3 separate regions of the Homo sapiens genome follow, and regions 2 and 3 are each linked to region 1. Evidence: chromatin contacts called from ENCODE Hi-C or POLR2A ChIA-PET data. All regions are on one chromosome and are shown on one strand. Each heading gives the region's core, a stretch centred on a gene start or an enhancer-like site at or near the end of the contact. The rest is flanking DNA. Distances are from core to core; before and after follow the strand shown.

The links. Hi-C counts contacts between places; a loop is a spot of excess contacts on that map. ChIA-PET counts read pairs that join two places held with the same protein, here RNA polymerase II (POLR2A). Pooled maps may share reads with other maps.
Region 2: a loop to region 1 is called in a pooled map, with 4 times the contacts of the local background. The contact joins the promoter of ST8SIA6 here to the promoter of HACD1 in region 1. A Hi-C loop is called at or near these places in 1 of 168 maps with a recorded cell type or tissue (chondrocyte) and 5 of 50 pooled maps. POLR2A ChIA-PET finds 5 or more read pairs at or near these places in 6 of 52 experiments (A673, CD4-positive, alpha-beta T cell, HCT116 and 3 more).
Region 3: a map of CD14-positive monocyte shows a loop between it and region 1 (8-fold over the local background). The contact joins the enhancer-like site here to the promoter of HACD1 in region 1. A Hi-C loop is called at or near these places in 11 of 168 maps with a recorded cell type or tissue (CD14-positive monocyte, Caco-2, HCT116 and 8 more), 13 of 37 single-sample maps with no recorded cell type and 20 of 50 pooled maps. POLR2A ChIA-PET finds 5 or more read pairs at or near these places in 3 of 52 experiments (BJ, Caco-2 and HEK293T).

What each region holds. Positions count from the first base shown.
Region 1 is chr10:17,616,119-17,618,818 of GRCh38, reverse strand. HACD1 (3-hydroxyacyl-CoA dehydratase 1) reads left to right here and starts at 1,445. Exons shown (of 7, transcript NM_014241.4): 1 at 1,445-1,736. The coding sequence starts at 1,480. RefSeq lists a silencer at 1,245-1,904.
Region 2 is chr10:17,453,257-17,455,956 of GRCh38, reverse strand. It overlaps ST8SIA6 (ST8 alpha-N-acetyl-neuraminide alpha-2,8-sialyltransferase 6), which reads left to right and starts at 1,362. Exons shown (of 8, transcript NM_001004470.3): 1 at 1,362-1,802; 2 at 2,300-2,398. The coding sequence starts at 1,702.
Region 3 is chr10:17,853,217-17,855,916 of GRCh38, reverse strand. All of the region lies in intron 8 of MRC1 (mannose receptor C-type 1), which reads right to left. Among named protein-coding and RNA genes, the nearest start is that of MIR511, 9.5 kb to the right of the region's middle. Within about 2 kb of position 1,421, at least 2 of the 41 ENCODE cell types and tissues checked have a DNase peak (open chromatin) inside an H3K27ac peak, as active enhancers do.

The DNA of each region.
Region 1 (2,700 bases), core at 196-2,695:
CGGCCTCCCAAAGTGCTAGGATTACAGGGGTGAGCCACCACACCCAGCCTTCCTTTCCTTTTTTTTTTATTTTTTTGAGACAGAGTCTCACTCTGTCGTCCAGGCTGGAGTGCAACGGGCGATCTCTGCTCACGATTTTTAAAAATTATTTCCACTAAGGAAACTGAGGCATGGATAGGTTACGTTGTCCAAGTTCACACAGCTAATAAAATGGGAGGATTCAGGAATTTGGGGGTTGTATTTCAGTAGGTGCAAGGAATTTCAAAAGGTAATGTCATCAGTTAAGGCAGGAACCGGCCACACTTCTTTAGTGATTCTTCAGTTACTTTAGGCCATCTGGATGTATACGTGCAGGTCACAGGGGATATAATGGCTTAGCTTGGGCTCAGAGGCCTGACACTTGGTAAATAGACACACACACAGACACACAGACACACAGACACACACACACACACACACACACGCTCCGGTAAAATTCACACAAGTGAGGCCGGGTGCGGTGGCTCACGCCTGTAATCCCAGCACTTTGGGAAGCCAAGGCGGGTGGATCACTTGAGGCCAGGAGTTCGGGACCAGCCTGGCAAACGTGGTGAAACCGTCTCTACTAAAAATAACAAAAATTAGCCGGGCGTGGTGGTGCATGACTGTAGTTCCAGCTACTCGGGAGGCTGAGGCAGGAGAATCTCTTGAATCAGGGAGGCGGAGGTTGCAGTGAGCCGAGATCACAACACTGCACTCCAGACTGTAAAAAAAAAAAAAAATAAGAAATGAAAAAGGAAAAAAAAATCACTCAAGTGGGACGGTCTTCTCACTGTTGGAAGACCTGTTGGACTCGCTAGTAAACGGGAAACAGGGCGAAATAGGCGTTTCTTCCCCAGAAGCTCTTAAGAATGAATGAATGTTTGGCCCAGCGCTGTGGCTCAGGCTTGTAATCACAGAACTTTGGAAGGCAGAGGTGGGAAGATTGCTTGAGCTCACGAAATTGCAGTGAGCTATGTTCACGTCACTGCCCTCCAGCCTAGGAGACAGACTGAGACCGCATCTCTAAAAAGAAAAGAATGAGTGGCGGGAAGATCCCGCTCCCTGCCTGCGTATTGAGAAACTGCCTTACAAAAGGCCAGGCAGGGCAGAGCCACGCCAAGTTCAGGTGCGTTCCCTGTGTCCCCACTAAATGCACTCGCAGGGTGCGCATCGCCAGGGCGCAAGGCGTCTGGGCGTCTCTCTATGAAGAGGCGCCCGCAGCTAGCGAGGCGGGTGCACTTTCCTCGGGAGCGGAAACTACAGCGCCGCCTGGAAAGCGTGCCGGGGCTCGCGGGTCCTGGATCCCCAGTGCCAGGGCCAGGCGTTCTGGCCCCCGAGTGGCGCGCGCTCCCAAGGGGCGGGGCGGGGCGGGGGCGTGACGGGCGGTGGCCGGGGGCGTCCGCTCCTCCCCCTCGCGGTCGGTAGAGCTGGCTGCGCCGAGCCCCCTGCGCGCTGCACATGGGGCGCCTGACGGAAGCGGCGGCAGCGGGCAGCGGCTCTCGGGCTGCAGGCTGGGCAGGGTCCCCTCCCACGCTCCTGCCGCTGTCTCCCACGTCCCCCAGGTGCGCGGCCACCATGGCGTCCAGCGACGAGGACGGCACCAACGGCGGCGCCTCGGAGGCCGGCGAGGACCGGGAGGCTCCCGGCGAGCGGAGGCGCCTGGGGGTCTTGGCCACCGCCTGGCTCACCTTCTACGACATCGCCATGACCGCGGGGTACGCGCGCCGCGGGGCACCCTCGGGCCCTCCCCGCGCCGCGGTCCGCGGAGGTTCCGGGTTCAGGGGGCGCGGGCCGGGGTGTAAGGGGCGCGGGGGGTGCGGGCAGCGGCCGTGGGGGAAGGGAGCTGTCGCCGCGGCCACCGCCGGGGTTGAATGGAGCGGGCGGGGGGGCCGGGCCCTGCGCGCCTGGCATTGCCTAATACGGTGCACGGCGGGGCGCTGGCCGGAGGTTAAGTATAGAACCGGGCAGGAATGCGGTGCCGGCCCGCGGGGGAGGTGGCTGCTGCCCCGGCGCCGCTGCCTTCGCTGCTGTTGAAGGAGCGCCCAGCCCTGGCCACTCGATGGTCTCGGGAGCGCAGAGCTTCATGCTGCGATCGCTGGGCAGAGTTTTCGCCCCTGTTAATTTCACCGCGACTTTTTTTTTTTTTTTTTTTTAAAGCACAGCACGTCCTAGAGCTTGTCACTTGGGACGATTTTGAAATAACCACCCCACTTATCCCAGCGTGGAGCTCCTGCCCAGCATCTTTATGGCCTCAGGCTCCGTGGCTGATAAGCTGGACCTTGATTTTTGGCTTTGAGTATGACTTTGCAAGTTAAGGTTACACAATGACTGTCGCTCTTCGCAGAGCTCTCAAAGTGACTTTTGTGTCAACTGCTTCTCAAAACCTGTTGGGAAAATGCTTTTCCATTTCTCAATTGCACTGCCTTTTAAAAAAGTTATTTTCCCATTATCACTCGAAGTATTAACTTATGTAAACGCGAGGAAAAGTTTACTATTTTCTTTTTTTCTTTTTATTATTTATTTATTTATTTTGAGACGGAGTCTCGCTCGGTCTTGGCTGGAGTGCAGTGGCGGGATCTCGGCTCACTACAAGCTCCGCCTCCCGGGTTCATGCCTTTCTTCTGCCTCAGCCTCCCGAGTAGCTGGGACTACAGGCGCCCGCCACCACGCCTGGCTAAT
Region 2 (2,700 bases), core at 113-2,612, 160 kb after region 1:
CCTGCAACAGATGAGATACTCGTAAATGAGATACTAACCAATATGATCTAGACCGTGGTTTAGTTCTGGCTGCCATAAGAAGGATACCATAGGCTGGGTGACCGAAAGAACAGAAATTTATTTTTCACAGTTCTGGAGGGTAAGAAACCCAAGATCAGTGTGCCAGCATGGTCAGGTTCTGGTGAGGGTCCTCTTCCTGCTTGGCAGAAAGCTGCCCTCGTGCTGTGTCTTTACACTGCACAGAGCAGAGAGAGAGGAGGCAAATTCCCCGCTGCCTGCTCTTATGAGGGAACTAATTCCACCAGGAAGCCTCCACCCCATGAACTAATCAGGTATGAAAGGCCCCACCTCCAGATACCACCACATTAGATTGGGGATTTGGGTTTCAACATATGAATTTTGTAGAGACACAAACATTCAGCCCATAGCAGTGTTAAAAGAAAAACATCAGACAAATTAAATTTAGCACAGTTTATTCGAGCAAAGGGTTCATGAATTGGGCAGCACTCACAACCAGAGGAGGTCCAGTGAGGTCCACCCCATGGTGTGAGCAGCAAAGCCTGATAGGCCAAACTCAGAAGCACAGTGGAGAAACTGATTGGCTATAGCTATGCAGGCTGCCTTGTGGGGCCTGGTATAATGAGTTGGTTGCCCATGATTGGCCAGTAGCCCCCTGTTCATTACAGCCTAATGTAGGTTTCCATTGTTAGGTGGGAACTCAACGTACAGAGACAGCCTCAAGCTAATGGCCTCTTGCTTATTTAAGAGCAGTATGCAAACTTTTCCTGGAAAGTTTCAAATGGTAAATATTTTAGGCCCTGTGGGCTATGCCACCTCTGTCATCACTACTCAATTCTGCCCTTGCAGCCCTAGATCATACAGCCATATGCAGTCACTGATAATACAAAGCCATGGGCATGGAGGTTTTCCAATAAAACTATTTGCAAATACAGGCAGGGGCTAAACGGGTCTCCAGGTAGTAATGTGCTCATGCCTAAAGGTCTCCTAGCCCCTCATACCAGTTCGCTGTCCCTCTGAATCTGGGTTGAAGTAAGCACAGGTTACTGCTTCTGTTCAGTGTCATGATCCACCCAGCAATTCCCCAGTCCCCAGCTTTCTTCATGCGTGGGAGGATCCAGCCAAGCGACTGCACAGTTTTGAAAGTTTTTGAAGCGGCCCCTTTTTCTCCTCTCCTCTCTCCGCAGGCAGAGTTGTGGTGTGGCTGGGTGGTCTGCGTGGGCGTCCGGGGGATTCGCGGGCACTCGGGACGAGGCGAGGGCGCAGAAAACTTGGAGCCCAATCAGCACGGAGTTGAGCTTCCGCGCCCCAACCTTCAGGTGACCCCGCGCGGCGGCGGCGGCAGCAGCAGTGGCAGCGGCGACCGGAGCCCGCAGCAGCTCCGAGCGCCTCCGGGAGGACAGGCGGCGAGCTCGGCGAATCGTCATCTGCCAGCCGATCGCGGCGCTCCGCGGGCCGGGGCCGGGAGCCCGGGGCGAGCCCGAACGCGGCTTCTTCTCCGCCCGCCGCGGAGACTCTGCCGGGTGGGCTGCGGGCGCCCCTCGCTGCCGCCTGTGAACGCTGTGGGTGCGCGGGGCTGCGGCCACGGCGGCGGTGGCGGCGGCGGCGGGAGCCGCGAGTCGGGGCCGCCCGGGCTGTGCTTCGCCCCGGCAGCAGCGGTGGCGGCGGCGCCTGTGGCTCAGGATGCGGCCGGGGGGCGCACTGCTCGCCCTGCTCGCCAGCCTGCTGCTGCTGCTGCTGCTGCGCCTGCTCTGGTGCCCGGCAGACGCGCCCGGCCGCGCCAGGTAACCCACCCACCCGCCGGCCGCGCCCCGCGCCGCGCGCCCCGCCTGGCGCCCCCGGACCCCCAAGCCGCCCATCGCTTCCCCTCGGGCGCGGAGACTTTTGGCCGCGGCGGGGAGCAGCCCACGGGCGGCGACGGCCTGAGAGTGGAGTGGGGGAGGGGGTCGCAGGGAGGCGACCCTCCGACCGGTGGACGGCGGCTGGGGAGCAGAGGGACCGGTCAGGGCTGCGGGGGCTCTAGCGCGCATCGCTGTGGGCGAGGCAGCTGTGGAGCGGGACCTGCCGTCGGGTTCCGCATCAGGATCTCATGCTCCCCATTCTGGTCCTTGCTGTCTCTTCCTTCCCGCCCTAAGGCTCTTCCAACTCTGGGGCTGGGGACCTGGCCTGGGAGCCGGGGAGTGCGAGATCTCCCTGCCAGGCAAGGAGCGCGACTCCCAGCCTTTCAGCCAACAGCTCCCGGCGGGGTGTAGCAACTTAAGTTTTCTCCCCGGCTGTGCAGGATTCTGGTGGAGGAAAGCAGGGAGGCCACCCACGGCACCCCCGCAGCGCTGAGGACGCTCCGGAGCCCGGCGACCGCGGTACCGCGCGCCACTAACAGGTACAGCGGCGCCCAGCGCGGGCGGACTGGGGCTCGGGAGCTGCGAGCCGGGCATGGGGCGCGGCTGCACCGGCTTGGACTCGTTGGGAGTAGGCAGGCTGGGACGGCGCGAGTGAGTGTAAGAGTGTGCGTGTGTTTGAAGAGGGCGCGGGGTTGGGGGGGGGCACCCTTCACACTCCCTCAACCCTCTAAGCCTGGATGTGAATGGTCTTTGAATCAAGGGGGATCCTCCAGCAGCTGCATTTGAAAAACGGGTGCTGAGTTTTCCTCTCGACAATGGTGTGTTGAAAGCACCCCCGCCC
Region 3 (2,700 bases), core at 172-2,671, 240 kb before region 1:
GATTACAGGCATGAGCCACTGCGCCCGGCCAATTTTGGACTTTGATGTTATTTTCTTGTAACTGTGCCTCAGAGGAGGAAAATTAAGATCCAAGGTTATTGAGAGAAAACGGCATCTACTGAAAGGAAAGGTAATTGACATGTTCATATGTAAACAGTAATTTTGACTCTAGCTACAAACATGTAAAAAGTGATTGGAGCCGCAATATGATTTTATATCTGAGATGTCCAAGCCATTGTTTAGAGGAATCCAGGGAGAAATTAAAAATGTCTGTAAGTCCTTGGATGACGGTGCTCGCAAGAGGTTTGCATGCAGCCTCTTTTTTTTTTTTTTTTTTTTTTTTTTGAGACGGAGTCTCGCTCTGTTGCCCAGGCTGGAGTGCAGTGGCTCTGATCTTGGCTCACTGCAAGCTCCACCTCCCAGGTTCACACCATTTTCCTGCCTCAGCCTCCTGAGTAGCTGGGACTACAGGCGCCTGCCACCACGCCCTGCTAATTTTTTATATTTTTAGTAGAGACGGGGTTTCACCGTGTTAGCCAGGATGGTCTCGATCTCCCGACCTCATGATCCGCCTGCCTCGGCCTCCCAAAGTGCTGGGATCACAGGCGTGAGCCACTGGGCCCGGCCGCATGCAGCGTCTTCATCAATCCCTGCAGTCAGCTCTGTCTTCAAATTAATCAAGTTCATATACGCCATCCAGAAAAATCTCCTGCACCCAACACACCAACTTGAAAGCATCATGAAACCACAGTCATCTTTTCTGCCTTCTTCCTATTTCTACTGATGAGTGCTCCCCTGGATCTGAGGCTCAACCTTCCACTTTATTTCAGATTCTATCCCCTCTCTTTTCCTTTGAGATTTCATGTTAAAAGGACCTCTCCTTTCCTTCCCTTCGCTGCTAAACATCTTGAAAAAAATGTTTTCTGGGCCAAGCGCGGCGGCTCACGCCTATAATCCCAGCACTTTGGGAGGCCAAGGCGGGTGGATCACCTGAGGTCAGGAGTTCAAGACTAGCCGGGCCAACATGGTGAAACCCTGTCTCTACTAATAATACAAAAAAGTTAGCTGGATGTGGTGGTGCACGCTTGTAATCTCAGCTACTCGGGAGGCTGAGGCAGGAGAATCGCTTGAACTCTCGAGGCAGAGGTTGCATTGAGCCAAGATTGTGCCATTGCACTCCAGCCTGGGCAGCAAGAGCAAAACTCTGTCTCAATAAATAAATAAATAAATAAAATGTTTTCTGTATTGTCTGTCTTTAACTCCTCATATCCTAGTTGGTCTCAGCCCAGTGCAATCTGACACGTAAGCCTTTAGCCAGAGTAACATTTATAAATTGCCACTTTGGTTTTACCCCTCCGAGACAACTCATGTTTCTTGAACCTCAGTTCCTACCCACCCTTCCGGCTCTGACTTCATGATTTCAACCACACTGACCTTTCACCTCCTCCAAGCATGCTGCTTTCTGGTTTCTTCTGTCTACTCTTTGGATAGTTAACACCTAATATGTTCTTAAACTTTCAATCCATCACAATAAAAACAACCACAATGACAAAAATAACAGCCACAGTGACAAAAATAAACAACCACAATGACAAAAATTATTGAACAATAAATATGGGCTGGGAACTGTGTACCACACATGCATTATTTAATACTCATATCCTGGGCCTGGCACAGTGGCTCACGCCTGTAACCTCAACACTTTGGGAGGCTGAGGCAGGCAGATCGCTTGAGCTTAGGAGTTCAAGACTAGCTTGGGCAACATGGCAAAACTCCATCTGTACCAAAAATACAAAAAATTAGCCAGGCGTGGTGGCACGCACCTTTAGTCACAGCTATTTGGGAGGCCTGAACCCAGGAGGTCAAGACTGCAATGAGCTGAGATTGCACCACTGCACTGCAGCCTGGGTGACAGAGCAAGACTCTGTCTTAAAAAACAAACAAACAAACAACAACAACAACAAAAAAAAAAACCTCATATCCACAGGTGAGCTAAGTACAGCTCTTATTCCCATTTTGCAAATAAAGGAGTCAGTCACACAGCAAAACTCAGCCTCTTAATCACTGTGTTTACCATCTATTAATAAAAGATAAATTTGATAACATTTTTCAATCACTGAGGTCATATTTCAATCATAAAAGCAATCATTTCATATGACAGCTCCATGTAAACTGAAAAAAATGAATGTAGCTCCCCAAGTACAGCTTCCAGACCTAATCCACCGTAGCTGTAAGTAGATCTGCATCTACTTGGTGTATATATATCTCTCACATATATACGGGGCTACAATCTCTTTTTACATATATATATATATACACACACACACACACACACACACACACATACATATATATCTCTTTTTACATCTCTTGTAATCATATATATGGCTTATAATAACTTTTTATATATACATGCATAATCATATATATGGCTTAATTGGTCAGATGAGAGCTTTGGTGGATATATATATACACCATTATAATATGGCACTATATATATGGCCATGTACATATATAGTGCCATAGAAACAATATGAGTATTCATTACAGGCGAATTTCATCCTTGACCCAAAAGTTTCTGTCCATTGCTTCAGTGATCCTCTTGAAAATTTGACTTTGCTAGACAGTTGAGAGGGATTCAAGAAATCAAATCTGAATTTTGGTTCACCTTTGATCCATGCCAATTTATGTAGAATAAAA